Regions from separate parts of the Homo sapiens genome. Here region 2 is linked to region 1. Evidence: chromatin loops called from intact Hi-C (ENCODE). Cell type or tissue: Calu3. All regions are shown on one strand. Links, peaks and the distances in the headings refer to the core of each region. The heading gives the core; the rest is flanking DNA. Region 1 has its middle 20 kb from the start of LINC02421. Region 2 has its middle 44 kb from the start of LINC01479.

Region 1 (15,921 bases), core at 3,324-11,323:
CAGAAACATAATCTTTGAAAGTCTTCAAAAGGTGAGTCTTTCTGGGATGTCTGAACTGCATGCCTTGCTGAAGGAGAGAGGCCAGCTTTGCATGGTGTCAGGACCTTGTTTTGCTTAAAATCATGCAACTCACTCAGAATCAAGCTATTTGCCTAGAATGCTAAAATGCTAGAAGAAAATGAAGCATCATTTTACATGTTTTATACAAGAATCATCATTTTGAAAGACGTGTTCAAAACCTGAATCATCCACTAACAATGCTCAGGAGACCCTCTGTGGCAGTCAATTGTACTTTCTGCACCAAGCGAGATGATGAAAATGTGCAGATATTGGAAAGCCCTGGCTCCTCATCTGCAATGAAGAAGATATACTGTACACATACACCCATATACCACTGGAAACGGATAGGATGTGTTATCCCTCAGGACTGTATGTTTTCTTTAAAAATTCTTATTGTTTCATTAATTCAACAAATATGTATTCGTCAATGACCATATGTAGGACTGAGTTAGGAACTGTAGGAAACACAAGGGAATCGGTTATGGACGCCTTTCTTCAATAGCTTAGAGCAGAGGTCCCCAATCCCTGGGCTGTGGATGGGTGCAGGTCTGTGGCCTGTTAGGGACTGGGGCTCACAGCAGGCGGTGAGCAGTGGGCAAGCAAGCAAAGCTTCATCTGTATTTACAGCTGCTCCCCATGGTTCGCATTACTGCCTGAGCTCTGCCTCCCATCAGATCAGCGGTGGCACTAGATTTTCATAGAAGCACGAACCCTATTGTAAACTGTGCGTGCGGGGGTTCTAGATTGCACACTCCTTATGATAATCTAGCACCTGATGATCTGCCACTGTCTCCCATCACCCACCAGATGGGACCGTCTAGTTGCAGAAAAACAAGCTCAGGGGTCTCACTGACTCTACATTGCGGTGAGTTGTATAATTATTTCATTATATATTACACTATAATAATAATAGAAATAAAGTGCACAACAAATGTAATGCACTTGAATCATCCTGAAACCATCCCCCGCTTCCTGGTCTGTGGAAAAATTGTCTTTGATGAAACTGGTCCCTGGTGCCAAAACGTTGGGGCCTGCTGACCTAGAGTCTGGTCCAGGGTTTCTCAACCTCACACTGTTGTCATTTCTTTGTTGTGGGGGGTTTCTGTGCATTGTAGGATCTTTAGCAGCTACCCTCGCCTCTACCTACCGGCTGCCAGTAGTACCCCCCGTCTTGAGTTGTAGCAACCAAAACCATCTTCAGACCTTACTAAATATTCCCTGGGGGACAAAATTGTCTCCATTTGACAACCACTGGTCTTTTACAAATGATAAAACATATGCACACTTAACACAAAGATAGCAAATGATGACTGACAGGAAAGAAATACAGATAAACAAACGCTGTAGACATTCACAGGAGGCAATAATCACTTTCAGCTGAAGGCTTGCTGGGCAAGGAAGTGTTTACATTAGGCCTTGAGGAATTCCCAGGATTTAGAAATACAATTAAGAGGGCATTCCAGATGGAGGAAACAGCAGATACCAAGGAATTGAGGTACAGATGGAGTAGTTAGGAGTTTTGTTGGAAATCACATCAGATTGGCTATTGGGGCAGATCCTGGAGGATCAGATCCTCTGATTAAGGAGGGCATATTCTGCAGTGATGGGGACACAGCACAGTGCCTTAGTTCTGACTGGGACAATCCCCTATGGGTAAACTGTAGGTAAGATGTATTGGAGGTGAAATTAGGATGTTGAGAGCTGGATGGCAGGGTTGCCATGGACAGCAGATTACCAAGAGAGTCTAAGGAGACATTGTGAGTGTCAAGACTAGGAGAATATGGACCTTAGAAACATTTCAAAGTAAACTCAAAAAGACTAGGAGTAAAAATGAAAGAGGAATCAAATACGACCTAGCTGTTTGAAGCTTGGAGGTTATTATTAATAGAAATGGAAACTGTTGGAGAAAAGGAAAGTTAAGATTAGAGGGAGATAAATTCACTTGGGTCATGCTCAATTTGAGATGCCAGCAGGATACAGTGGTGAATATATCGAGGGCATTGGAAAACCCATTTCTGAGGTTTGGGAGGGAGATCAGAGCAAGGGGAAGATTTTGGAACAATAGGCTCTCATGGCTGTTTCCTCCTCTCTCTGTCACTATTTCTTACTTTATTTTTCTAGCTCTTCTTTCTTTTCCTTCCTCTGAATCTGTTGTTACTTGTTACTTCTCTTTCTCTATTATTCTTTGAATAATAGTAAGAAGAAGAAGAATAACAGCTGTCATTAGGTAAGCAACTGTTACATTGCAGGCAAGGAACGGTGTTTCCTGATGTCTTTGTCCTTCCTCCCACCAGTGTGTTCCTTCAGCTCACCTCCAGCCAGCACATCAGCCTCTTTTATTCCTAGAAAATACCTTACTTGTATTGCTAGTCTCATTTAACCTCTTTATAACTATCAGGTAAGGTCAAACTTATTATTTCCATTTTCAGATAAGAAAATAAAGGCCCAAATATATTAGATTAGTTCCCATGGACCTGACTGGTAGGTGACACAGATGATATTCACACACTGATCACACACTGAGATTATTCTCTTTCCACTAGAACAGGTATGGGTAAATTACTGCCTGTGGGCCAAATCAGACCCCCTCACCTGCTTTTCTATAGCCTATGAGCTAATAATGGTTTTTACAGAAAAGAATCAAAGAATAAATGATAATGTTTTGTGACATGGGAAAATTATATGAAATTCAAATTTGTGTCCATTAAAGAAGTTTTACTGGGACACAGTCACACTCATTTGTTTGTGTATTGGCTGTGGCTGCTCTTGCCTTACAATGGCAGGACTGACTAGATGTGACAGAAATTCTATGTCTCACAAAACCAAAAATATTTACTCTCTGGTCCTTTGCAGAAAGTTTGCCATTCCCTGCTGTGTGCTCCTTCTGGGCAAGTCATTGAATCTATGGATTCAACTATTGCCTCTGTGCACGAACTCTCATGCTGGAATGAAACAGAAGAAAGAGGAGAAATGGCACCCTCCCCCACACCAAGTTATAATAGTCCCACCAATAAAATCCCAACAACGCAGACAGGGAACACATTACACCTGTCAAAAAAGTGGCAGAATCTGAAGCATGGTAGTCAGTGGAACCGGCCACAGTCATTGTGACACACAATTTATCAGTGTGTCTTTTTCTTTTCCTGAGGTAGTAAAAACATCATATATATTTTTCAAGATGCAAAATAAAAACCTATAAAATCTATGATGACTGAGAAAAGAAAATAAATCTTATTTCAATAAAGCTGGAGGGATTAGCAGATGCCCTGAGTGCCCCCACACTCAAAGCACAGTGTGTGGTATGAACTCATTTAAATAAATATTTGCTGAAAAATGAATGTATGAAAGCAGAAAGGAGGGGCTAACCCAATACAAAAATCAGCATAAGGGAAAATAATATTTAGGAGGTAAAACCCTGTATCAGGCCATTCTTGCATTGCTATAAAGAAATACCTGAGATTGAGTAACTTATAAAGAGAAGAGGTTTAATTGGCTCACAGTTGTGCAGTCTGGATAGAAAGCATGGTGCCAACATCTGCTTGGCTTCTAGAGGAGCCTCAGGAAGCCTACAATCATGGCGGAAGGTGAAGCAGGAGCAGGCACTTCATATGGCAAAAGCAGGAGAGAGGGAGAGAGAGAGAGAGGAGTGTAGGAGGGTAAGTGCCACACCCTTTAAATGACCAGATCTCATGAGAACTCACTCACTATCATGAAGACAGCACCATACTGTGAGGGATCCACCCCAGTAATCCAAACACCTTCTACCAGGCTCCACCTCCAACATTAGGATTACATTTTTTTTTTTTTTTTTTTGAGACAGAGTCTTGCTCTGTCGCCCAGGCTGGAGTGCAGTGGCTTGATCTCGGTTCACTGCAACCTCTGCCTCCCAGGTTCAAGTGGGAATTACATTTTAACATGAGATTTGGGGGCGGTGACAAATACCCAAACTGTATCAAACCCTATACCTGAGACGTTCCTTTTCTAAGAATAAAGAAGGTCAGTGAGCTGGAGATAAACCAAAGGTACATGTTGGTGGAGAGGAGGGAGAAGGACAGGCAGGCAGAAGGCAATTACAATCTCCAGTATTCCAAGAACACTCATGTTTCAGAGTTTCCAAAGCTTGCCTCCCAGGTGCTGAGCTTGCCTCTGAGTGCAGCTTCTAATTTTCCATTTATTTTTCCTTCCTTCATCTTCCTTCACAGAAGATAATTTGTTCACATTTTTTTTTGCAAATGAGATGACAGAATGCAATGCATATTCCAATGGCATACTTGAAGAGTTTTAGATCTTCTCTAGTTTTAGAATCATGTGTAAGCTGTTTTAGGGCCTATACATATTTGCTTCAGAAATGTATCATGAACATTAATTGATATTTTTCTATTTCATTATTGCTTTCGGAGAATTTGCTGCCCACTTTAATAACTGAAAATTTCTAATATAATTACTTAGTTATGGTTAATTTTTCTTAAACAAAATTGTAATCTTTTGCAGAATTCACTTTAAAAAAAGATATAATCAATTCATTGCCATGTTCTTAAAGATTGGGTGCCCAGCCAGCTTTTGTGAGGCAGAACAGACTGGAATCTTTTCCACCTGTACATCTTGACAAAGTTTTCTTTGAGTATATCTTCTTTCCTTCTTTTAAATCTATTATCTTTCGTTACCTATGGCCCTTCTCTGTCTGTTTCTCTTTACTCTGTTTTCCTTATTTCCTTAATGCAGGGACAATGCTATTCATCTCTACATCCCTCACATAGTAGTTGCTCAATAAATGCTTGATATAGTGATGGATGCTTTTGTTCTTCCTTTTTGTCCTCTTTCATCCATCTCCTTCCTCACACTCCTCCTGTTTTGCTCAGAGGGAATAATATACATTTACTAAGTCATAACCTTAGTCCCTTATATGATTCTGCTTTGCCAAAGAACTTTGTGCCCATCTGTTACCCATCTGGTTAGTGTCATCTTTTGGTCACACCAATCTTTACCCTGATGATATCCAACTTCCCTAGCTTCTAGCCCTAACCCAACACTTCCCAATGTATGTTCTGTGGAACACATTAATGAGATATTAATTTGTCTAATGTAAAAAACAATTTGTGATCAAATTAGAGAAATATGTTGTAAAACATTTAAATTATTTGTAGTGAGATTTTTCAAGTCTTTCAATATGCAAATGAGCAATGAGAATCTTTAAGAGCAGGTATAGAATGCAGTACTTTTTAGATGTTTGACCAAAGAATTTCTCTCCCTCTTCCCCCAACAAAGAACTTCTCAACGGACGCAATTTGCAAAATGCAAAATGCAAAATGTTTGTACTCCTCACTTAGGATACAGACATCTGCTGGACTAAGTTTATCCCCTGCCAGGAAAAGGGACTGAAATTGACATTGAAATTCAATAAGGGAATTAATATTTATTGAGAATCTCTTCCGTTGCAGACACTATGCCAGGAACTTCAAAAATATATATTGACATAATTTTCTCATTTAGTACATATCCTTCTGTTAATACTATGAGGCTGATATTATTCCCATTTTATAGATAGTGAAACAGTAGCTCAGTTGGTTAACCTAGCCATGGCCAACTAGCTAGTAGGTGGCAGACCCAGCATTCCAGCCTACATTTGTTTGAAACTAAAGCCAGAACATTTTCCTTTCCACTTGGCTGCTTGAGGAACTGTGGCAACTATCAGCCAACCTATCTCATATGTAACAGTAAAAATAGGCACAAACACAATTTTTTAAAATTAAAATTTATTTATTTTAGAGATAGAGTCTCACTTTGTTGCCCGGGCTGGAGTGCAGTGGCCTGATTATAGCTCACTCTAACCTTGAACTCCTGTGCCCAAGTGATCTTCTCACCTCAGTCTTCTGAGTAACTGGGATTACAAGTATGTGCCACCATGTCCAGCTAATTTTTTAAAAGATTGTGTAAAGATGGGCGTGGGGGTGGGGGTGGGAAGGCAGAGGGTGGACCTGGCTATGTTACCCAGGCTGGTCTTGAACTCTGGCCTCAAGTGATCCTCCCATCTTTGTCTCCCAAAGCACTGAGATTACAGGCATGAGCCACCACATCTGGCAAAAACATGACATTTAAAAAGTTTTAGACCAATTTTGCATAAGGAACTAAGAGAACCAGGCAAGACTACTGGGTATGGTTGTGCAGATTGTACACTGCACCATTCGAGGGGAAGCCATGTGACTGGCACCCCCTAAAATAAAGTGCTGTCTTCAACGTCAGCAGCCATATGTGCAGCTCTGGAACAGGAACAGATTGGGAAAGGTAGCCAGGTGCCATGGTACTTTGAGTTTTCAGATGCAAATATAAATTTTGAGCAAGAAATTAGGACAGAATGGCAACCAGTTTTAGGAAAATAATATATGTAAAAACTCACCTCGAAACAGGTAATCAAAACTTGCACATAGTACAGTATTGGCAAGAGAGGACTGGTACATCCTGATAAGCCAAGAGTTTGGAGTCACTTTTTATTATATTCATAATCACTATGTTCCTAATATCTATGGATTCACTCTCCTCCCTTTTTTTTTCTTTCTCCTTTTTTCTTTTTACCATCTTCTGTCTTTTCCAGATGTTTCATTTGAGCTGCTCTGCTCCCCACTGGTGGCTGAGCCAGGCCTGACCAGGGCAGGAAGGGTGATCAGTAGCCTCACACACAGCAGCTGGTAGAGTCTGAAGGTCACGCTTGGCCTTCCACCAAGTGTCCAATGTGCTGGGGATTAGCCTCTGAATCACAGCCTTTCCCTTCTCCTGCCATGTTGGCCCAGCCATACAAGAGGCTCTCTCTGCCCAGCACACAAGTCCCTTGCTGTGACTGGCATTCTGCTGTGAAAACCAGATTACTTATTAGACTTTATCTTCAGTGAACCTTTGACTAACTTCTGCATGGGACTGGAATATGATCTGCATACCTTTCATTACTGGCCAAGATTTTCATTGTGCATATTGGAAAGCATACAGACTTTGGTGTCAGATACTCAGAGGAACAAAGTCCAGCCTTAACAATTACTAGCTGTGTCACCTAAGACAAATTACTCAACTTTGCTGGACTTTGCCCTTCTCATCTATGAAAGGGCGTATTAAGGAATGGCTCACATGAAGGATATCATCTATATGGGTTTGTATTACTCCTCCCTTGTTTTTCTGAGGAGGTCCCATGGAGTAGATATTGGTTACAGTGTTTTCAGTTGCAGGAAATGGTGACTCAATTCAAAGCAATTTAAACAGATAGGATATTTCTTGGCTCATACAAAACAAAATCCAGAGGTAGGACAGCCACAAATCTTGTTGATCCTCCTGCTTAATTATGTCATCAATAAACAATGGTCCCTCTGTCTCTCCACACAGCAATCCACAAAGAAGACTTCATCCTAAGGTAAATGCTCTACTTAGTAGTATGGTTGCTTTGAGTAACAATTGGTGTCATGTGCTTCTCTGTTCACTTCCAGAGGGAAAATCAACATTTCTCACTGATCTTTGGAGCCCAAGTTCTTCCTGTTCATTTCCTTGGACCAATTTAAGTCATATGCTCTTCTTGAATCAATAATTTTAGTAGGGAAAGGCTAGATGCTGACTGGTCTAAGTTCCTGAACCACCACTGGTTAATGAATCACCATGATTGACTAAGACCAGTAAAAACCATTCCTAACTGTATTGCAGGTATCTAATGTGGAAGGGGTGGGGTGAAGGTTGAAGAATCAGACTGTACAGGGTGAAACGCTTGAGCTTTGGTTTATATCCCTACCTGGCAAGTACCAATGGGGTTACAATTTCTGAACTGCAATTTATCCATCTAGAAATGGGGGATAAAAATAGTACCTCTCTCACTGGCTAGCTTCACAAGATTTGTGACGCCCTTAGCCCTGAGCTTAGCAAATTGTTTACAAATTCTAGGTGTTATTATTTCTTTATATGCCTAGAAATGTGGTGCCACTTGCTATATTTGTTTGTTACTTGATTCCTGGATTCCTACCACGGACTCCTCTGCACCAGGGTTGCTGAATTCCATCTGCACATTTCATGCCCTCTCTACATTGTACCTCTGACAATTCAGTTGCTCATGAAGGGTTGACTGGATTAGTCATTAGTCCCTTCTCTCTTTCAGTACTGCCCCATCAAATCTAGACTTAAAACTCTTAAGTCCTCCCCAGTGACACAGGGTATTGAGGTCCCAGCTTGCTTTGTGCCAGGGTGTGATGGTTGGTTTTGGGTATCAACTTGACCAGATTAAGGGACACCCAGATAGCTGGCAAAACATTATTTATTCTTACTACTTCAGTAGGCACTGAACTTGTTCCTCAAAGCCAGGTGACTTGGAGTTTGGTTAAATGATTGGGCTGCCCGAGGTGTGAGGACGTTTGCAGAGGAGACTGGCATGTAAGTCAGTGGGCTGAGTGGAGAATATCCACCTTCAATGTGAGTAGGCACTCTCCAGTTGGCTGAGGGCCTAGATGGAACAAAATGGGAGGGGAAGGATGACTTCTTACTCTCTCTTCCAGAGCCAGGATGCCCATATTCTCCTGCCCATGGAGGTTAGACCCCAGATTCTCCCATCTTTGGACCCCAGCACTCACACCAGTGGACCCTTGGGCTCTTGGACCTTTCGCCTTGAACTGAGATTTACACCATTGTCTTCCTTGGTTCTAAGGTCTTCAGACTTGGACTGAGCACACTGCTGGCTTCCTTCATTCTCCAGCTCGCTGACAGCCTATCATGGGACTTCTCAGCCTCCATAATCAAGTGAACTAATTCCCCTAATAAGTTCATTTTCCCCTCTTTCTATATATATACATATCCTATTGGTTCTGTCTCTCTGGCAAACCCTGACTAAATCACAGAGCAAACTCATATTTTGATAATTTTCTTGGTAAGCAAGAAATAATAAGTAATGATCATGAACAACTAGCTTGGCAACCAGGGACCTCTATCTATGCCAGAACTAAACATCTCCTATTGTTCTCATTGCTAAGATGCCTACTACCCACAAGTGAATATTTGCGTGTGACACCTGCATTTAGGCTAGACCTACTTTATTCACATCCGAAACAATATCATTATTGCATTGCTTAGAGTCTTGTTTCTTCTTGGAGATAGTGTTGTCAAATATTACATATCCTCACCTGTTTTTAAATTCCCATGGGTTGTACCACTTCTTAAATAGGGTCTTCCTCTTTTGCTGTGTCACTGTTATCTTGAAATATCAAACAAATTTGGTATTACTTTTTCCATTTACTTTCTTTGATAGCATGCACAATTTTTTTTTTAGTCTAGCCAGTAATGTTCTGAAAGATGTAGTGAATTCCATAGGTTTGTTATGTTCTCATATTTTACTTTCTAATCCTTTGTTTCTCTTTCTTGGTCCTCCCCATGGTAGCTTGGAAGTGACACACAACTGCAGCCCTTTAAAAAAGTAGACTGTGCTTGTGGTGGTGAACAGCTCATGACAATGGCTCTTGGCTGTCCAAACCATTCTAAGAGGATATGGTGTCTAGTCTGTTGTGAAAGTCCAGGGAGACCCAAAGGCTACAGTGGCAGTTTCAAGCTGGCATATGGATAGGCGTAAAGGTTACAAACAGATGGTAGATGGAGTTAGAAGCAAATATTTTCATTTTCAAAACAGCAGACACAGCACCAGGCACCTAAAGGCAGTGTTTCATATTGCAGTGGGGGAAACTTGAGCTCAGTGGCAGGCTTTGGCATCACCCAAGAGGAGTGGCGAGCTGTCCACAAAGGCAGCATTTGGAAGGGCAACCCTCTCCTCCCTGGGCCACATTCACAGATGTGCACTGCTGGCGGAGACCCTGCTGGCTAGGATGTAGGTCTGGGAGGGAAGTGGTGTCCTGAGGGCCCAGCCTTAGGACACTTACCCAGCCACAGGACTGGGCTTTAGTCACAGATCATATACAGAAATGGCACCAGACAAATGTTGAAAAGAGAATATCTCTCCCCTCATCCCCAGAATTTTGTCTTAAAGAGTAACACATGCTACTTGTACGTATGAAGGAGAAATACCAAAACCTAGGTGACAGTTACTGCTGAATTATCAGAAGACCAAAGAGAGGGGGGATTTTACTCACCTTAACCTACTGGTGTTACTTTCTCCGCTTTATACTGACTTGTGTGCAGCTGCCCCCAGGAAGCATGATGGTCACCTAGAGTCCAGTGTTGTTTAAAAGAATCACAGCTGCGTACTTTGATGTAGACAAAAAAGAGAGAGTTGAGTACAGTTAGGGCAGCTGTGTGCATGCAGTGCGTGTGCACATATGGGAGACACACTTCTCAAAAGGAGACTGTAGACAACACAGCCCTCTTGTGATGAGAACAGCATGGCCCTTTTGCTCGGCTTTCTTTGAGGCTGTGCTGTAAGGGTGCTTCTCTTTCCAACCCTGTTGGAATCTATAAACTTTCTGGGACCTTGGTCCTTGGCATGTCTGCCTGGGGGTTTTTGCTTAGAGGATACTGCTGCTTATCTTGCTCACTCCTGATGGCTCACAGTCTCTTTCTGCTTACTTTTGCATCAGGGCTGAGCTTCTGTGACTCCTTCGGCCCTCCAGCCACTGCGGAAGTTATAAGCCCTCAAGAGACAGCAGAAAGATTAAAGGGATGAGCCTCTGAAATTGTATGAATCTGGGGCTTTGGGGAGCCGAGCTTGATTTACATTGGAGCTTTGCTGGAATCATTTCCCATGGACATATTCAGGAGGCTGTTGGAGGCTTCCACTGCCCTCCTCCTTTTCAAGGTAGCTATTTCAGAAAGTTAATTAACCTGGGATAGTTCCCTCCTTTGGAGCTTGAGAGAGACCCAGAATTTGTCTTTTTAAAATGACCCATATCCTGGAAAATGGGGAAGACAAATCCTCATCTTCATCCTCTTTTATCTTAGTAGGCTCATTTTTTTCTTCAACTCACGATAATAATTTAACTCCCCTCTTTTAGATTTATTAACGTACATATTTATTAGTTGCTTGTTTTGTACAAATTGCTATGTTAGGGACTCTGAAGAATATAAAGAAGTAGAAAACTCGGTCTTTGACCTCAAGGAATTTGCAATCTTAATGTGATTATAAAACTTGAAATGATAACTGACACATTTTAGACTATGTTAAGTCTCAGATGACTGGAATAGGTGACAAATGCCGTAAGAATTTCAGCACATATTTCCCTCTCTCTCATCTTTGTCTTTAGAGTTAAGCAGTGTGAGTCTGAATCTTGAGTCACACTCCTGTGTGACCTTGGACAAGTCACTTGTCCTTTCTAAGCCTCAGTTTTTCATCTGCAAAAGGGGAAGAAATAATGCGAGCCTCTCAGGAGTTGACTGAATTAAATAATGTATAAAAAGCATTTAACACCTTCCCTTGCACATACGAGTGCTCAATAAAAACTGTTATTATTGTTAGTTACCTAGCAATTTTATGTACTCCTCAATGCTGTGAGTAGACATATGAGAGAAAGCTCACAGATACTGACTGCATGGCTAATATAACATTTTCAGACTTTTCAGTGATGTCTGCCTCTATGGAGCTGAAACAATATTTAAACTCTCAGTATCCCTTGCTTTCCACTCTCTCCATGGTTTAATCACTAAAATAAATATGGGGTAATTAAATAAGTTGACCCAAGGCTATACCAAATGAAGTGACCCAGACCCTGGACAGCTATCGATAAGGACAGAGTCAGAGGGGAGAGGTGGCAATCCTAATAGAGGAAAGATATTTCATAAAGCCAGCACCAATCCCTGCATTCATGGAGGGTGGTAGGAGAGAAGGAACATACAGGAGTTCCTAAGTCTTATTTTAACCTGTTGCGTGCCATGTTATATTTCTGTTCCTTAATTTAGTAGAAAATCTTTTTTTTTTTTGGTGACAGAGTCTCGCTCTGTTGCCCAGGCTGGAGTGCAGTGGTATGATCTTGGCTCACTGCAACCTCTACCTCCCAGGTTCAAGCGATTTTCCTGCCTCAGCCTCCTGAGTAGCTGGGATTACAGGTGTGCACCACCACACCTGGCTAATTTTTGTATTTTTAGTAGAGGTGGGGTTTCATCATGTTGGCCAGGCTGGTCTCAAACTCCTGACCTCAGGTGATCCACCCGCCTCAGCCTCCCAAAGTGTCGGATTACAGGTGTGAGCCAATGTGCCTGACCAAAAATCTTTTTATCCTAACACTTGTAAGTACTGATGCCCCAGGAATAGGGCCTGTGAGGACACAGATTATGAATGCTAACAGACATAGAAGTAAAACTCTCCCTTCCTATGCTTTAAAACATCCCTAAAACTCACCACCACTGTCTTGCTCAGTGCGGGCTTGGTAACTAACAGCTTCATGGGAAGATTTCCTTTTGCCTTTGAAAAGTGCTCTCCCAGTGGCTTTGAGAAATAGCTGATTCCTCTCCCACAGGCCAGCGGTTCCCTTTTCCCACAGGAAGCCCGCAGCAGCAGCAGGTGGGAAGCCAGGGAACTTTTGAAAGCTGATTCTGTTTGTGCTTTACCTATCGCTCCCTTTGAAGGTACTGTGGAAAAGAGAGCCCATAATGGAGGTTCTAACAACTCTCCAGTTAGTTTTAAAAATGATTCAGCCTATGAAATTGTTTCCAGGCCACAGGGCTTTTCCCAGCTCTTCCTAAACTGTGAGCTCAAAGCAAGGACAGCAAAGGACAGAGCTCAGACAATGCTCCCAGTCTGTTTCTGGGAATGTGCTGTCTCCTCTTAGGCAGAACAGTTTACTCGGAACCTGTACTAATCTTCAGGGCTGGTTTATTAGCATGCACCCTAAGGCCTTTCACCTGGCAGCCAGAAGGGCATTTAGTATCAATACAGCATCCCCCATTTAGGTGTTTAATATGATATCCAAATGAACTTCTAGCCAGCCAGAACTATGGGGATCCAAGGACAAGACCAAAAGATGTTTATATATCATTAAACTGGTGACCCAGTAACAAACCACACCATCCAAAGAGGGTGAGTGTGTGTGTGTGTGCGCACACACAGAATTATACAAATTTCACGTGAATAGCACAATCATATTACACTGTATTTTGGAGGGCTTCAAGGTATTCAATTGTTTAATGCTGATGTATAAATCATCTCACAACTTTTGTAACTTTGATTTGGCATTCTTCATACACACACAATACACACACACACATACACACATACATATATATGTGTAGTATGCTTGCAGCCCAGAAACTGAGAGTGACCTAGGACTGCTTTTTATGTTTAAGAGGCCTGGTTGTGCAGCAAAAATCACAGCAAGTCTGAATTATGCTGACTATAAACTAAGAATACAAGGTACCCAATATGGCAAGTACAAGGGTATTTACGGCAACAAGAAGGCACATTAATCAAAGTGGGAACTGTTTTGGAAATTTAGATGGAACGCTGTCATAACTATAGATGTTTGGAAATTTCTTCTGGAAAGTGAAGCTCACTCTAACACCAGGGAGACTTCTCATCATCCCCCTTTTCCTCAGCATTGGTAGGTCATTTTAATCTCTTAAAAATCACGTCATTTTGCATTCATCCATTTCTCATTTCACAGTGCCTACTATGCACCAGATACAGTGGATGTAAAAGCAACTTGTACGTTGTTTGGTTCTATTAAACATTAATGATTATTATTAAGAGTTTAGTACAGACTTCATCCAATGACAGCTATGGTATGGAGTTCTGCAAATCTCAGAGACTAGATCTAGTAGTAACTTGAAATCGGGAGTGTCAATATTCTTAGGTGAACCTAATCAAACGTGAACAGGGAGGACTGCATCCCCGAGTTGAGGACTGCAGTGTTTGCTGCCTAAGTGCACGGGGCTGAGCGTTTGGCTCTGAGAGGTGTTTTGGAAATATTTGAATTGGCCTGAATTCTCACCTATGAGGCAAGACTGTGCACTCTTGATGTAGACTGTTTGCTGTGGTTGCAGTTGCCGACCCTGCTCCTCTCACTTTAAAAGATATGCTTGGAGAGGCTGTTCTCTCCTTGTGTGTGTGCCAAAGGGACACCTTCAGCAGCAAAGAATTTGAAAGCAAGTGTGTGTGTGTCTGGGGTGAGGGGAGAATGAGGTGGGGAAGAAACCCTACTTCTCTGATCGAGATTCCAGGGAGGAGATAAAACGCCCTTTAAGAAAACAAGAAATTAGCCATTAGTTCTACAAAGATGCATTTCACCAAAGGAGGAACTTCTCTTTGTTCAGGGGAAATACTTTTTTTTTAAAAAAAGGTCCTGATTCCAGTTGTTGCCCAAGTCAGTTCCTAATTACGACTGACTGTGGCATAGACCTCTGTGAATCCCCTGAAGTGGTTAGTGAACTGAAACCCAACTTTTAAGAAGATTTGAGATCAAAAGTATAGTTTTATTAAGTCAACTTAAGATTACATGTTCTGGAAAAAGGCATATTGAGTCTGTGGATAAGAAATAATAATTACATACCTGAAGAACCAAAAGGAGAAGAAAAGGGGACTGGTTGATTTATCCCATTACAGATGCAGTGTCTTCTAGCTAATCTTCATTTCTTTTCTTTTCTTATTTGGTCTGCTCTGCCCTCCATGGGGTTATTCACCAAAGAGTGAATTGTGTCATGCACTGGGGTCTCATGAAAACTAGAGATAGAAAACCTAATCCTAAATTCTTCTCTTTGAAGAAAACACCTTTCTGAAAGGCTTCTCAGGAGATGCAGAGAGCTGTGGTTTTGAGTCTCTGTATCGGAGCCATTCCCCTTCTCCCTCCCACTCTCTAGCCTCCAAGTTTCTATGGTGATATTTCCTCTTCACAGTGATCAGTAGTAGTAGTAATAATAATAATAATAATGCAATGTTAACAGAAGAAGCAAGCAGTAATAACTCAGGGCTAAAGAAGTCTTCATACTAAATAATTTTAAACCTACAGAACAACTTCAGCTTTACCTCCTGAGATGCTATCTTGTAGCAGGACATTTTTTTTCTTTTTTAATTTTGCATGGTATAAAGTTACTAATTATGTAAGTTGAGAATTAGACATATATCCAGTTTCCATTATCATCCTACAGAGAAACAGAACGCTGAATTCTAGTGCCAAATGTATCATTTAGAGTGCAACATCAGTTCTTCAAAGAAAAGCATTATTTCTTGGGCTGGGGAAGAAGCAGTGAAAATCACAGTTTACACGAACCATTTGATCACTGTCTAGGTTAAAATGGGTCATTCTCTACCTTTGCTGAGTTCACTTAGGAAAAAGAAAAGAAAAAGAAAATGGGTTTTCTCCTGGTTTTGTTATTGCTGTGATGTTCCTTTCTTTGCCATGCTAATGGCTTCCTGCGTGTGTGTGTGTGTGTGTGTGTGTGTGTGTGTGTGGCTATTAATTCACTCACTTGCACTTTGTGTCTGTAGCATGCTTGTCTAATCTGTGTCTACCTCAGAGACCTTAGGGCCAAGGCTATCACCTATAGCTCTATGGACAGTGCCCTGCACAACCCCACTGTAACAGGGCAGTGAATCCTTGAATGAAAGTCTATACCACTGCCAAGTTTAATACGGCCTCTAACATAAAAGAAAAAAAAGCCATCCTCTTTCTCTTGTGCAAGGAAATAGGTTAGATTAAGCAAGAACAAAGTCTTAGATAAGATGGAAGGGGGTCTATTGAGGAAGTGGCGATGTTTTTATCTTTGGTGGTCAGTGGGATTTTAACAAAGAATCAAAGTAGTGCTGCCTGGCCTTAGGTAGATGAGGTAGTTTTATAGCCTGAGCACAGGTCTGGGAGTATCCAAAGACCTCAAGGCAGCTAGGGAGTACTGGGGCCTGAGCAGGAGGTAGCCCTCCCTGCCCTGGGTCACCCTAGCTCTACTTTTCTCTTTGGTTGGAAACCCTTTGGTTCTAGC
Region 2 (15,921 bases), core at 4,290-12,289, 140 kb after region 1:
GGCTGAGACAGGAGAATGGCATGAACCCGGGAGGTGGAGCTTGCAGTGAGCCAAGATCAAGCCACTGCACTCCAGCCTGGGTGACAGAGCAAGACTCCGTCTCAAAAAAAAAAAAAAAGAAAAAAAAATGTAAGAGTTGGTAGCATAGTGAAATTTGGAATATTTAAACAGGCTGTAAGTAAAGTAATTTGCATCTCCTTTTTAATAGCAATGGGATATTTTATCTGACTGGGGGATGTCCCCTCTACCTAATATTGTAAAAGAGAAGGCATAAAAATCTGCCCTCTGAGCAATATTAAACATGCTAAATGGGAACCAGTAAGACACCCTAAGCCCGCACAGTATATAATAGAAGCTGAAGTGCTCGTAGGGACAAATTCTCCATTTGCTAGTTCTTTGTGGAACAGTTACTAGGACTTACGGCAAAAGCCTTTGAGGGCCTCTCAATGATAACTACAAGGACTTTGGACTTTGATAATTTCCACTTGAGGGGCATTTACAGCCTTGCAATAGAACTTTAACTGAAGCTATCCCTGTGACTGAAGGACATAACATGATCTTGAAATCTGGAATATGCATGCTGTCTTGGTGATGTCAGGGAAACACTCTATTAGGGATAGTGGTTCCCAGAAGAGTTCCATAGTAAAATGGAGATGATTTATACAGGGCCATGCTACCTAGGGAATTCAAAGAACAGACACTCAAGAGCAGGGAACATCTTTTCCCCTAGGACTGACTCTGGAACTGTGTGAGGAGCTGCTGGATTCTATGGACACTTGGATAGTGCCCTATAGCTCTTGACTACAGCTCTTGACTGACCAACAAAGAGCTGCTTGGTGTGTGGATGGCAGTTCCAAGGGGAATGGACAACATCCTAATTAAAAGGATGGCACTCTGGTTGAACAACGTAAAAACGAATCAGCTCAGTGAGCTAAATTGCATGCCGCCTTCCTAACACTGATGAAGTAATTGGACAGTGGTAAAAGCCCCTGTGTTTGGGTTTTTACTGGCTTGTGGGCAGTGGCCAATGGCCTGGCCACACATGGTCACACAGAAGGGCAGTAGAAACCTGGCCTTTTAAAGGGATGCTCATATGGAGCTTGGCCCTCTGGAAATATGAAAGGTGCCTTAAGGTGGGCTGTGTAGATGTACATTGGAAGAGCCTCCTTCCAGGGTGGGAAGGTGACTGGAATCAACAAGCAGATATCCTTGTGTGCTCCCTTGAGGTGGCCACCTGAGTCCATGAAATGAGTGGATATGGGGGACCTGCAGAAGTGTAAGGAGGGGCCGGATCTAGGCATGTTCCTTTCGCACCCTCTCTGGAACACGATGCCAGTAAGAACTGTTCTGTTACTCAGCAAGTGAGACAGAGACTGCAGATGGCTATGGGACAGATTTCATGATGGGAAGGCCCTGGACACAGCTGGTGAGTGAGACCGATGCTGTTAGCCCTGGGAGGCTACAAATGGTTCTTGACAGGAGGAGACACTGATTCTGGAGTGGGTTTTCCTTACCTGGTGGAAGATGCAAATACTCAGAGTGCCACTAACAACAACAATAACAAAAATAGAACAGAAGATATTGCTCGGATTTGGTCAGCCAACTGTTATTTCTTCAGACTAAGGAATACACTATGCAGCCAACAATGTTCAACAATGGGCAAAAAGATCTCCTCCTCAGAATAATGATTTTTTGATAGGAGAAGTGGAACAGGCAATTAAAACATTGGTTGTCTAAAATGGGGAAGGATAAAAGCACAAGAGGCTGGTTTACACGCCTTCATGAGGTTGTGCTCACACCCAACATGAGGGAGACTAAAGGAGTGTCGCCACTAAAATTTCCTATCTTTTTCTGGTTGATCTGGGGAAGAGGGGATGTGGAAGCATGCTGGAAAAACTATGTAATTTCTGCGAAGGGAGGAGTACACTGGCATAATGATTATGATGTTTTCTTTCTTCTCCACAACGTCTCTTTCTCTCTTTTCTCCTGTATTTGATGCAGTGGTTCTGGGACCAGGGCTGCAACAAGTGCTGGAAGCAAGGATGATTCCTAAGCAAGAAACTGTCACTATGTTTTTAAACCTTATGTCAGAATTTCTAAAGGCCTGACAGGCTTAAGGGGGATGGATTGTGCCTTCACCCCATTTGGCAAAACTGAGCTTAACAGTGGATACAGTTATGTTGCCTGGGGATCCACTATTGCTGCACCTATGTAACCCATTATGTATGTATGTATGTATGTATGTATGTATGTATGTATGTATGTATGTATCCTTACCCCATCTGAATGGGAGTGGACTGAGGGGAGGCATACACTAGACTGCTATTGCTGCCTGCAATCTAAACAGCACAGCAACAACGCTAACGCTCCTTGCAAAGGTTTTTAATGAAGGATGGAAAAATAGTAGCTGAGGATAAAGGAATAAATGGGTTATGAAGTCAGGGAAATCCAATATTACATTAACACCTCAAAAGAGGCTCAGAGCAAGAGATATCATTGTCGCTTAGCTCAGTGGTAACAGATGCCTGAAAGGGTGAAGCTTCGTTTGCGGAGATCACTCCTGTTTTTGGAACATGGCAAGATTGAACGGAAGCCTGCAAACCTGAGTGGCCTTGCCCTGGGAGACACATTCTTAGGACATAATGATGGGCTGGACTAATGACTAATGTGACTGAATGGGAGTCTGATAATGTGCCAGTATCTTTTGAGTTGTGTGTTGTTTTGATGGAAGGAATCCAGGGTTACACAAAGAATGATAAAGTGAAGTGCCTTTTACCCCGTTTTGTGTCTTCTTAACTATGTGGCCTTAGGTAACTTAGTTTACTCTTCTGAGTTGTTCATCTGTAAAAGAGGAATAGCTATAATAATTTCTACTTCATAGGGCTTTGGAGAAGTGATCCCTTCTTTCCTCAGGGAATTAATCTGACCCCTTCAAAGGTGGGTGTAGAACAGAACTCTCAGACTTCCTACAGCACAGATATTGGACCAATCACAAACTGTGCCCCTACTTAGGGAAAATTGACCCAAAAGGAAGTACAATTTGGCCAAGATTTTCTCCTTGCTGGAGTCCTCTGTCTTAGGGGCTGGCACACTCAAGGAGTAGGCTGGAAAGGCAGAAGCAACTTGTGGTTAAGCCCTTCACATCTGAAGTCAGACTGCCTGAGTTCAAATCCCATTTCTGTGACCTGTTAGCTGCATGGCCTGGGGCAGTTACTTAACTCTATGTCTTCATTTTCCATCTGGAGAATGGGGACAATAGTATCTACATCCTAGAATTGGTACACAATTGAACAGTGTTTAGAACATAAGTATTAGCGATTATTACAAGTTTATAAATATTAACGGAGATACAAAATTGAAGTAATACCCAGTCCCACTTTGGATCTAAAATGGCCAAGTAGTTGAGGCAAAATTATTTTGGTGTTATACTCTTTTTATTCAGAATGATGTCAATTTTCTACTTTGCTAGTTTGAACCTGACCTCAGAAATGACACCACCACCATGATCTTCTTGAATCACTGTAACTTCCTTGTCATGCCCTTGCGGTTCTCCAAGTCTTGAGAGGTCCAATAAATCAGATAAACTTTTCCATATCACTTCACCAGACTCTGCTAACCCTAAGAGAGCAAGGTGCTGTCTAATGCATAATTATTTGGTTTAATAAAAGGAAATTTGGCTGAAAGCAGTTATCACCATAGATATAGAATCATAAAAAGTTGGTAGGGTACAGAATGGGCACCATGAAAATTTCACAAGGTTGAAATCAGGGCAAAGCTCAGCATGTGGGGTGAGCTGGAAGAATGCTCTCAGCAAAGTGGTTATTAATATCTACTAAAGAACCTGACCTTTGTTGCTGTAAACAAGACCAGATAATTACATGTTCCTTCGAAGAGCAACCTTGAGATGAAAATTGAGGCATTTGTCAAAGGGAACAGGAAAGTAATTTGTACTAAAATGAAACAGTTTTGGTATTAATATCTAACAGCTTTGGCCCTTGTCATGAAAGATTTGTTATGTTAGGTAATAATTATAATTAACATTCTTGTCTATGAGGCTTCTTCTTCTCATTTTCCAGAGAAAGGGGCCTAAAGGAATGTGATAGTCTGTGGGAAGGACTATTTTTCCCTCCTTTTTTTCCAGTGGGTTCATTCTTTTCCCTGTCTCAATTATTTATCCAAGATGAAGATGCTTTTGGGTCATAGAGTCATGATTATAAACAGGCCCAGGCAAGTAAGGTGAGCATCCTCCAGCTCTGGAAACACTTTTTCCACCACTGACTCACAAGCAGGTGAGAAACAAACCTTAAAGCCCAGTTTGTTTATAGTTACTATCTTGCTGTGGTGCCCTGTCACTCCTTTCTGTTCCCGAAGGTAAGATACGTTTTCAGGGAAAGAATTAATGAGAATTACCAAAGTGTAAAACAGTCATTTTAATTTAACATTCTTTTTCCTGACTCTTTTAGTTACACACTCTAAAATACTAGACTTATGTGAAAATGACAGGATATAAACAAATGAAATACATGAAAGGATCACTCATTTCCAAGTCAAATTTCATTTTCATTCTTCAGGGTTACATCTTGTCTCTTTTCATTTTTTCCATTCTCATTCTTTCAGGTTAAATGAAAGCACTTTCATTAGTAAATGAAATAACTGGCTTTTATCCAGGTCAGATGGTCAACAGGGGGTTATCCTTGCTAATACTGTCACATTATTCCAGAAACATACCTTGATGCCTTGTGCCACATTACAGTGTTGTTAAAGAAACCAGGACAAGGATCTTCAGTTCCTGCTCTATGCCATGCAACATATTTTGTACTGCACAGTTGATACAAAGGGTATAGGAGTAGATTCCTCTCGGACCACTCAAATTTTAAAAGTTAAAGAGCATTCTAAGATTTAAATAGTGTATCAAGATGCTGAAGTAGACATGTCTTTAAGTCATATACATCAGTTGGCAAATGGACCAACAATTACTGTTGAATTAATAACAAATACTGTTAAAGTAGAGGGTAAATGCAAGTATTTTAATCTGGATTTTCCAGATCATTTAGAAAGTGAAATTTGAGCTGGGTTCAATAGGGAGGTAAGCAGCAGATTTTAAGACAGGTGGAATGAACTTGGTAAAAACAGGGCAGTGAGCAAGCACCTGGTATATTTCATAAAGAAAGTGAACCCATTCCATCGGAGCAGAGGTTTAGTAAAAAGGTGACGAGGAACAGGCTGGAAAGCAGGCTGAGGTCAGATTGTGGAGGCCTGTTACATTTCCAAAACAGTATTTGTAATCTATTTTCTTGGGAATGGGAAACTATTGAAAGTTTATTAATATTAAGCAAGGAGGACAAGACAGTTTGCAATCAAACCTAGTGTGAGAATGAAACAGGGATTAAATTATTCAACTAAATCATGGACAGGAATGTGATTGCTTGAAGGCATACACACTCAAGGCAGATTTGCCAGGCTTCCCTCCAACCTGGCCAGCATGGAGAAGGAGCAGCTGTGATGGAGTGGAAAATGCGTGGTCTGGGTACACACAGACATGATTTCCAGTCACTTCCCAGCTACTTTCTTGTTGTTTAACTTTGGGCATTTCCTTAATTCCCCTGATACTCTATTTTCTCATCTGTAAAGTGGAGATACAACATCTACTTCACCATGTTGTTAGGAGTAATTAGAAATGATATATGAGTTTCTGGATCATAGTTTATACTCAATGAATGGTAGCTGTATTAATTTTAATTGGAATTATATTTATTGTAATTGTGTATCAGTCATCTCATATATTAAATAGAAGCTTGAAAATTGTAGCAGGACCAATTCTGATTTATTAACCATATTTCCCCACCCCCCCGCCCCCCAAAAAAAATGCTTGTTAAAAATATTTGGTTGGCAGTGAGTAACCAAGTCATCTTTATAGATGAATATCAACACCTTCTAGGTAGAGTGATGGTACTGTTTGGGAGGACAAGTGCTTTGTCTCCCCTAAGGAAAGTAGCAGCTGAGAACCCAGTGATTTCACTGACACCTTGGCTGGGGACACAGGAAATCTCAATCACTGAGACTCCATGGTGAGGAAGGCAGGGAGTAGGGGCACCCGAGGACCTTGATCTGCCCTCCCTCTTGCCTCTGTGGGGGCTCCATACTAGAAGGATGGGAAGCAGATCAAGCATTGGGTGACACAGATCTGGTTTCAAATTCTGGCTCTGCAATTTACCAACTGGGAATCCAGTACAAGTTGCTTAGACTCTTTGAGCCTCACAAGTTCCATCATTAAAAGAAGGATGATAATCCTTTGCAGGGTTGTTGTGGGAATTAAATGAGCTAATATGAAGGAAGATCCTGATTTCAAATAGGCCCTCAGTACATGGTGGCAATGACAATTCTCCTCATTCTCTCACTTTTTCTTCCTTCCAGCCTCCCTTCACTGCCTGAGACTCTTTTCAGGAAGGACATGAGCCAATGCAGTCCATGAGAGCTGGCTACGGAAGGGGACATCCTTGCTCCTTCTTACCCCTGCTTATCCTCAGCTGTAATCTGGTGACTAAATGGCTTCTCCTTCCATCAGCAAGGGGACAGTGAAACCAGGCACTGTGTTGGTCACTCTGGATAAAACCCTTAACTGATGACTCCATTGGTAAGGACAAAGCAGAGTGAAATACCTGATAATGAGGTAAATCTCTTTTGGAACCTGAAGAAAGGTGAGAAGTGAATGGGTGTTAGTAGGACGATAAGAGAAGAAAAATTCTCAAAGATGGAAGGAGGAGAAAGTAAAAAGAACCAATTGTAGGGCAGTATTTTAAACAAGTGTTTTTTTCATTTATCAATTAGAGAATCTGACTTTTTTTATTTCTTAAGCCAGTTGTTCTTAGAAAATTGCCATCTTCCACATTTCTTATTCAGATACCTCCACAAAAGGAGAAATTTGGCAGCTTTATATTCTGGGGTTTTGTGAGAAAAATTCATTTTGTCACCCAGAGTCAGCTGCTGAGAAAAAAAAATAGCAGCAGGACCTTTTCCTCTCGTTGTTATTCAAATACAACCCAGTTCTCCAGGCTGACCGAGGAATAAGTTGGAAGCAAGCAGTGAGCAGAGACTAATGCCTTAATTGGCTATTAATATATGGTCACTGCTATTCTTAGAAATAACTGGTGTTTCAATAACTACCTCAAAAATGGAGTTCAGATTTCATGGCTGTGTTCTATCACACATAAAACCAGGAAGAGTTGATGGGTAATAGGTTGGACCACGATTCATTTCTGGAAAGCTCCAGTTACATTTGCTATTGCTGTAAAAAGTCGTGCTTGGAAAGTTGCCTGGTAACCTGATTTATCTTGAATATTAATAATTCACCCATCAGGAAACTACCTTGCCTGTAACTCAGTGTCAAAATTGAACACCTCTTTGACTATGTGGTCTGCAAGGTAATGGTGGTGGGGTTGGAAGTAAATTAGTTAAATGTGGTTAGAGAATGAATCTGATAATGTGTTTATCCAACTTGGGAAGAATTTAGATGTTGTTAAAGGATATAAAGTATATAATCTTAAAGAATTGAAATGGGGATTTCTTTTTAAGTTCTACATAATTGTTACTTGATAAACTCAGATGACGTCTCACACTGAAAGTTCACTAACCACATAATTAATAGGGACATGTATTATTGATGTACTAAGACTACTTAATAGCACTTTGGTTCCATTTACAGAAGGATAAAATAGTCACCAGGCGTGAGATCAATAAATCACAAGTTTTGAGTGTTATATTTACAACCTGAGAGTCAAGTAACTCTTCATCATTGAACAGTCTCCCACTTGGAACTATGAGTGACCTGTTTCAGGTTTGTTGAGTGCCCTTGTGAAAAAATTCTAAGCTATGGAAACCATTATTTTCCCCCTGTGAAATTTCCCCATAGTACTTAGTTGGGCCTCCTTCCCTATGTGGACGCTTTGAGATGTCACAGAGGCAAGCAGTACCAAAGATCATGAAAGATTTGGTAGTTACAAACACCTTGGTTCGCATCCAGCAACTATCTCCCAAATTCAGCTGGGTCTGACATAGCAGCTGAGCTTCCTGCTCAATTTGGCCCCAACTCTGCCCAGACAGAGGACTTCTCTGTTTCCACTAGAACGAGCCAGGAACAAAAACTCCATCCATCTAAAAATGCTTGAAATAATTCTAGTGTTGGGGAAGACAAAGAGAAAATAACCGTGTGGTTTCACTGTAAGGATTTAGGTATAAGGAAGGGAAATGGTGTCAGTCAGGGATTACATCCTCATATGCCACTTGAGGAACCAAATACCTCCTAAGAAACAACCCACATCCGACCCTAAACCCTCAGATGCCAGGAATCATTAAGAGCATTCACCACAGGAGAAAATTTCTCTGTTAAACTAAAGATAAACCACTGTGCCCCAATTCCCAGATGATGGAAATCGGGCTTTAAATGATATAATGAGTCACATTTGCATTCTTTTTAGAAGATAAACAGCCAATTTATTTTTTGCCTTGAATGGCATGTCTTTTAGTAATGTGATTGAGGAGATAAAATAACCAGTGGTAACTGATTAACTATTTTAAGTCATTGTGTTCAAAACGTGTGATATATTAGTTCACTTATCCAGAAGTGATCTCAATGATTAGGAGTTGAGCCAAGGAAATAAGCAAAGCAGCTAAGTGAAGGGTAAGCAACTGAAATACTTACAAACTGAACCCTCTCTCTTATGCTCTGAACTCACAGAAAAGGGCCTTAGAGCACTCCCCAGTATCTATTTATTTTATTTAAGATACAATTCTAATAGCAAAATGGAAATAGTTGTTGCAAAGAGATAAAAAGGATGCTGTCCAAGTCAGGCAACTGAAAGTGGCAAGAAATGACAGAACTGACAATGATAAAAGAAATGGATAAATCAAAATGGCAGGAAAAAAAAATTCATGAACATTTTCTCAGTGTGGGACCATTCTGCGTAGAGTAAAATAAAAATAATTAAGCAAAACACAGATTTGGTGTTCATATTTCATAACCCTCTAATATCAGAAAATATGCGATCTGTGTTAGGAAGACAATTGATGTATCTTAGAAATAGTTCCAACATAAAAGGTTAAGTTATTTTAAATTCAGTCATCTTGAAAATAAGTGCAATGCTAACTCCTCATGTTGTTCTTCATGGATTACAAGGAAGCAGTGGAGTATCACAGTTAAAAGGATGCATATGGTTCCCAACTGCCCAGATTTCAAATCCCAGCTATGCCGTGTGTGACCTTGGACAACTCACTTAACGTCTCTGAAGCTCAATTCCTCCACTGCAAAATGGGTAGTGGTAAGGATTTAATGAGTTAATGTATATAAAGCATTGGAAGAGTACCTGGCACATAGTAAGTGTTAGATAAGCATTCTCTACAAAGATATTTGCATTTACCAAGTACCTAATGTGTGTCAGGTACTGGGAAGGGTGCTGTGATCTTTATCATTATATTTTATAAGATTTTACTACATGAAGTGAAACACCAGAATCTTGCCTTCAATATTCCTCAAGCCCAACGTAACCGGCAATAAAGAGTTATCAACCCTAGTACAACACAATGTAATCCATTATACCTAAAGTTCTTTTAACCTGATTTCTGCCATAGTAATTAACTTTTGTTTCTTGAAACTTTATGTCCATTTTGGTTGGCTACTATTCTATCTCTCTGTGAAATGTTCCCCTCTCTTCATTTTGCATGTATATTCATCACCTCTTCTGTTCAGTTACTATTTTAGACCTCAAGGATCCAATGATCTGGGAACACAGTTCATCTGAGGATAGGCATTACAAGGTAAACACAGTGTTGATAAAAGTTCTGTGTCCCTGATGGTGTCAAGAAGAAATGTGCCATCATTTTCAGGTAAAAACAACAACAAATAAACAAACAAAACTAAAACAACCAGGAAATCTGCATCTGCTTCCTGAAATATGTCCACAAAAATCAAATAGGTATAGATATACTTTTGCCTTAAACAGATAAATGAAATTTTTGAGTATCAAAAAATTATTTTCAACATCCACAAAATACTGAAACAGTACTCTTTAAAACAGTCAAGGTAATGACAAACAAGGAAAGACAGAGAAAATGTCACAGACCAGAGAAGACACGGCATGATGACTGAATGTAAGGGAGTGTCCTGAATTGGATCCTAGAACAGATAAAGATTATTAGTAAAAAGCAGTTGAAATTTGCACAAGGACTGGAGTTTAGTTAATAGTAATGTATAAATGTTAACCTCATAATTTTGATGACTGTAATGTGGTTATGTACAATGTTAGCACTGAGGAAACTAGGTTAGGGGTATTCAAGAACTCTCTGTACTATCTTTGCAACTTTTCCAGAAATCTAAAGTGATTCCAAAATAAAAAGTGTATTTAGAAAAGTATTTTCAGATCTTTGAGAGGCAGGAGAGCGGGAACAACATGCACCTTAATGTCAGAAGGTTGAGTTTGTGTTTCCCTTTCACCACCATCCAACAAGATGACTTAATGCAAGTTGGTTGAGCCTCAGGATTCACATTCATAAAAGGGGGGGATACAATTTCTACCTTATACAGTGTTATTGAAAAGAACAAATAAAAAATTCATGAACCCATACAAAAAGTAACCATAGGCACAACTATTTTTCCAAACCCTGATTTACAGCTTCAATCTAACCTTAAAACTATTTACTCAATTGACACATACATTTTTCTTATTTTACTTTTCGAAAAAGATCAATAAATGATCTGTGATGCCTTCAATAGAGAAAAATTAAGAGTTGGATATCAGTCTCAGAGGGTTTACATTTTCAAGATGTTTTTCTTTCAAAAGTAACATTGAGCTTGTTGAACTTGACAAATTAGTGTTTTTTCGGAAAATCTCCTGCACTGATCTGGGGTGTCCCTGGGTGTGTATGAAGACTTGGGCAAGAAAGAGCTCAAGAAAAATTCATGGATTTGGTGTATTACTTTAGGGTTGCGTGATTCTGACTAACTTTAAGCCAAAACTAGGTAGAGGCAAAACGTTGCTGTGGAAGTTGTGAGAAAGTCCTTGGCAGAAAGAGCAGGCAGTGAGAGGAACAGGGGTGAAATTATCCTTTCATTTTCTGGAAGGTACTGCCAGTGAAGTGGTTAAGAGTATAGGCTTTTGATCCAGACCTTCTGGATTTGAAGCCAAACTCTGACTCTTCCTTTTTAGAGCTTGGGCAGGTGACTTAAGCTCTGTGTCTTGTTTAAAGATAATTAATAAGGACATGATCCTATCTGTATTTTGGAAAACTCCTCTGGAAGCAGTGTGGATGATCGATTAGAGCAACATCAGACCCAACAAGGGCCGTGGTAGAGAAGCCAGCACAATAGTAGAGAGGTGATGAGGGCCTAAGCTGCACAGGGAGCCCTGAGCATGGGGAGAAGGAGTCTAGAAAACCATGAAGGAGATGGGTATCAGCAGAAAGTGGGGGAATCAGGGAAAGAAAGGACTCTAGATGGATTCTTAGGCTCCTGGAGACTGGGATTTTGTCCATTAACCAAGATAGAGAATCATGGAAGAGTAGGGAAAAGTCATGCTTGTGATTTGGGACATACTACATGTTTGTGTTTGGGGACATTAAGAAGGAAATGCCTATCTGGGACAGGAACTTGTGTTTTATCTCATATACCACTCTGAGTAAATGGGAGCTTAAAGAGAGTTAAGTACAAGATAGGGGTTAAGAATGCTGTTTCTTTGACTTACTAGCTGTGTGTTTAAAAGGGTCAATTGTTTAACTTTTCTGCTGCTTTTTCTTTTGTTTTGTTTTGTTTGTTTGTTTGTTTTAAGACAGAGTTTTGCTCTTGTTGCCCAGGCTGGAGTGTAATGGCACGATCTCAGCTCACTGCAACCTCCACCTCCCAAGTTCAAGCAATTCTCCTGCCTCAGCCTCCATAGGCATCCACCACCACGCCCGGCCAATTTTGTATTTCTAGTAGAGGCGGGGTTTCTCCATGTTGTTCAAGCTGGTCTCGAACTCCGTCCTCAGGTGATCCGTCTGCCTCAGCCTCCCAAAGTTTTGGGATCACAGGCATGAGCCACTGCACCTGGCTAAGTTTGTTTGTAACATGGAAGAACAACGGGCTGGTCGTGGTGGCTCATGCCTGTAACCCCAGCACTTTGGGAGGCCCAGGAGGGCGGATCACTTGAGGCCAGGAGTTTGAGATCAGCCTGGCCAACATGGTGAAGCCCCATCTCTACTAAAAAAATACAAAAAAATAGCCAAGTGTGGTGGTGTGCACCTGTAGTCTCAGCTGCCAGGGAGGCTGAGGCACTAGAATTGCTTGAACCCAGGAGGCAGAGGTTGCGGTGAGCCAAGATCGTGCCACTGTACTCCAGATTGGGCAACAGAGCCTCAAAAAAAATAAATAAAAATAAATGGGAACAACAATAGCCATCTTTTAGAGTTGCTGTCAGAATTAAAGGAGATAATCATACAAAGAACTAGCCCTTTCCAACTCACTGTAAATCCTCAATCCATGTTAGCTTTTTGTAACATTAATAACATAGCAATAATAATTTGTAGCTTGAATAATAGTAAGTTGCCTAAAGAGATGTAGCTAAGGAAGTCTGAGTTAGCCTTTGGACTCTGAACTGCCTCTGCATTTAGCACACTGATATGCAGAGCAAGCTGTATCCACACTGATCTCAGTGTGCTGCAGTTTCAAAAGCTGTTCAGCTGGGATCAAGGAAAGCAATGACCGCCTACTCCCCAAATCCTTTCTATTTCGAAATTCCCAGGTCAATGATGACCATTGCCAGAGGGTCTCAGGAAGGTGGAATCCACATGGAGAGTTGGAAAAGGGAGGCCGAGGTGGGCAGATCACCTGAAGTCAGGAGTTCAAGACCAGCCTGGCCACCATGGCGAAACCTCGTCTCTACTAAAAAATACAAAAATTAGCTGGGTGTTGCAGTGGGTACCTGTAATTCCAGCTACTTAGGAGGCTGAGGCAGGGAGAACTGCTTGAACCCAGAAAGCGGAGGTTGCAGTGAGCTGTGATTGTGCCACTACACTCCAGCCTGCAACCCTGTCACAAAAAAAAAAAAAAAAAGAAAGAAAGAAAAAAAGAAAAATGAGTGGGAACTGAGGAAGTCTAAATAAAATTCTAAACAGCAAGTATAAACCTTTGTTTTTTCAATGAAGAGGAATCACTAGAGTGGACACAGGAGGATGGTGGAAATTGAAGACAGGTAAGAATAGAACACATTTATTGACGGAGAGGAGGGAGCTAGCAGAAAGTATGGTTAACAGAGAGAGAAAATAAGTGAAGACCCCAGTCCTTAAGGAAGGACTGTGAGGATGGGGCAAGAGGAGGGAAGGAAAAGCGTCACCTCTTCCACTGAGGGCTAGAAAGGAGGTGGAGACAAGTGCATAGGCATTTGCATGTCTGAGCAGGGCTTTGAAGAGGGTAAATGTCTAAAAGCCTCTAGCATCTCAGAAAAGTTGAAGATGAGGTTATATGCTACACTGGAGAGGAGTAGAGACAAGACTGGAAAATTTGAGTGCATGGCTTCAGGTCTGAAATAAACATTGGAAGGCGACAGAGAGGAAGTTGAACCAGTCTGTGTAGAAGGATGTGAGCACTGGGATTTCAAAGACGAGGTTTGTAGAGGCCCCAGTCTGCATCTTTATATGATTTCCTCCAGCATTTTTGTAACATTACATTGCATTTTGTAACATTGCTGAGCCCCTCTTTGAGTAATTGGCAGAAAAGGCTGAGTCCTCATAGAATTGTGTGCTATTTCTAAAACATATCCATGGTTTAAAAAGCTTTAAGATCTATAAACTAAAATCCACCCATTTTGCAGGATGATTCACAGTGTCGACAGTTTGGATCAATTTCCTGAAGAAAGGACAAAACTGGAAGCTATTCTTTATGTAAGTGAAATCTAGATTATCATTTTTCTTTGGGCTGAAACAACCATCCTTCATCTTCTACATTAAAATGCAGCTGAATTTGTAATTAGATCCCTGTCCAAAACTTGTATTCCCTTATTAAGAGAATTAATTGAGTTATCTCAGAAGAGAATATTGATTACATTGAGATTTGACTAATAAAAACTTCTCTCCAGAACTTATCTAAAGTGAGGTCTGGAACTAGGTCACCGTCACTCATGAGAAAGCCCTCAGAAACCAAGATAAGACAGAGAAGAAAGGGAATTCAGCACAAGGGTCAAGAAGCCAGGGCTGGGGGCATCCTTCAGTGGAGGAGAATAGCATTTGACAGCTGCCTCTAGAGAAAGTGGAAGATGTGCAGGGCTCGCAATGTTGGGCATGTTAACAGGGGGAGAAATCCGTGAAAAAGCTGTGAAAGGAAGTCTGTGCAACTGAATGAAGTGCTAAAACAGATGACTGATTTTAAAATTTAGGGGCTTGAGGGCAGAGTGTGCCTGTGGCTTTTTCTCTTTGTGCTAAGTGGTTTCCTGAGTGGACCCTGCCACAACTCACTATCACATCATGTTGAGGCTCTTCCTTTGTTTCTCCTTTCGTGTCAGTTTCCCTCATTTCTTCTGCACTGTAGCCCAAATAATAGACATCTCCATGCCTGCTCATTAATCCACAGGGCAAAGAAAAGAAGCATCTTTGAGGTGTTTGCATTTTAATGGGCTGTACACAGACAGGGTTCGCCTGCTTCTGATCCTGGAGGACTGAAGGAAGAGGAGGCTGGATCATATTTTCCCTTTCTTGTCTAATTTAACAAACCTGCTTGGCTACCAGCAAGAAGTTGACAGATTGCATACTGTCATCATTTAATCTAAAGACTAAAATTCAATTTTCCTTTCTCAGGATCAAAATTGGGAGCAGGGGGGAATAAAACACCCCAAAGACACAAGGTGACCTGTCTCAGTGGGGTGACCTAGTGCACCAGCCAGCTAATGATGCCCGTCTGTCAGCTGGGCCCCGGGTGCCAGAGCCCGAGGGAGAGGAGACCAACCCTGACAGATGGTGGCGGCTTTGCTGATTATAGAGCTCAGTTGGACCAAGGCTCTATTTTATTCCCTGCACCAAGGTCCCTTCTGAACATAGGCTGTTTACTTAAAACATATCCATTCCTGTTTCTGCTCATCATATTCTTAGGATAAAAATGCACATAGGCAGCTGTTGCATTTTTTGGTACTAAATATTCAATTCTGCTTTGTGTTAAGGAAATTTATAATCCATTTTACCCCATAATTATTCTTTATAAGTGAGAAATCAAATCTGAAGTGGCAACAGAGAGTGGACTCTAGGAAAAGAAATCCAAATAGGCATTGCCTTTGGTTATGCTATTTCTCTGCATGAGACATTCAGACTTTTATATTATCCCACTAAAAAAGGAAACAGCAACCAAATTTAGCAAGCTGGTGTTTTCAAGCACAAAAGAATGTCAGCCCAGGAGCTTGGTTCTTCCTTTGCCTTCTGCTTGAGAAATCTCAGCTCTCCTTCTCAGAGTAATTAAAAAGTGACTTTAGAATGTTATGCCCCCAAAGTCATTGAACTTCACATCCAGCCACATATAAACATTTAAGACTAGGGGGAACAAAAGCCCAGTAGTGCATGGACAGAAGGGTCATAAGGAGGAAAAGCAACACTGGAAAAATGATCCCAACCCTCTGCCACCCGAAACCTCAGGGAGGAAAAATGTCATTCCAGGCGGCAGCTGTGAATTACAACATGCCCAGGAACTTACTCGGGCACCTTCAGGCTGAGTATCATGCTGTTTGGAAAAGTGGCAGGGTGTTATATTTTCACACCCACCTGTTGCTTTATGACTTAGTAGGCAAGAAGTTGTGGAGGCTTCCCCAGCTACACAACACTGACTTATTTAGAGCTCCTGCCTGCAGTGGCTAACGAAGGTAGGACAATGGGGCAGGTGTCTCAGCAGACACAGATTCTGAACCAAGTTAAGTGGGT

Evidence for each region. Peaks named below come from ENCODE experiments on the same cell type or tissue, not always from the same donor. Only the 100,000 strongest peaks of a DNase experiment are listed, where the experiment ranks them.
Region 2: it touches region 1 in a loop (2.1-fold over the local background); 2 of 110 quality-filtered maps call a loop at or near these places.

What each region holds. Positions count from the first base shown.
Region 1 is chr12:67,741,187-67,757,107 of GRCh38, forward strand. No RefSeq gene overlaps it. Among named protein-coding and RNA genes, the nearest start is that of LINC02421, 20 kb to the left of the region's middle. In Calu3, for the core only: no CTCF peak of the experiment used is centred there; DNase peaks (open chromatin) are centred at 6,825, 7,125 and 7,565.
Region 2 is chr12:67,877,500-67,893,420 of GRCh38, forward strand. No RefSeq gene overlaps it. Among named protein-coding and RNA genes, the nearest start is that of LINC01479, 44 kb to the right of the region's middle. RefSeq lists an enhancer at 1-272. In Calu3, for the core only: no CTCF peak of the experiment used is centred there; no DNase peak of the experiment used is centred there.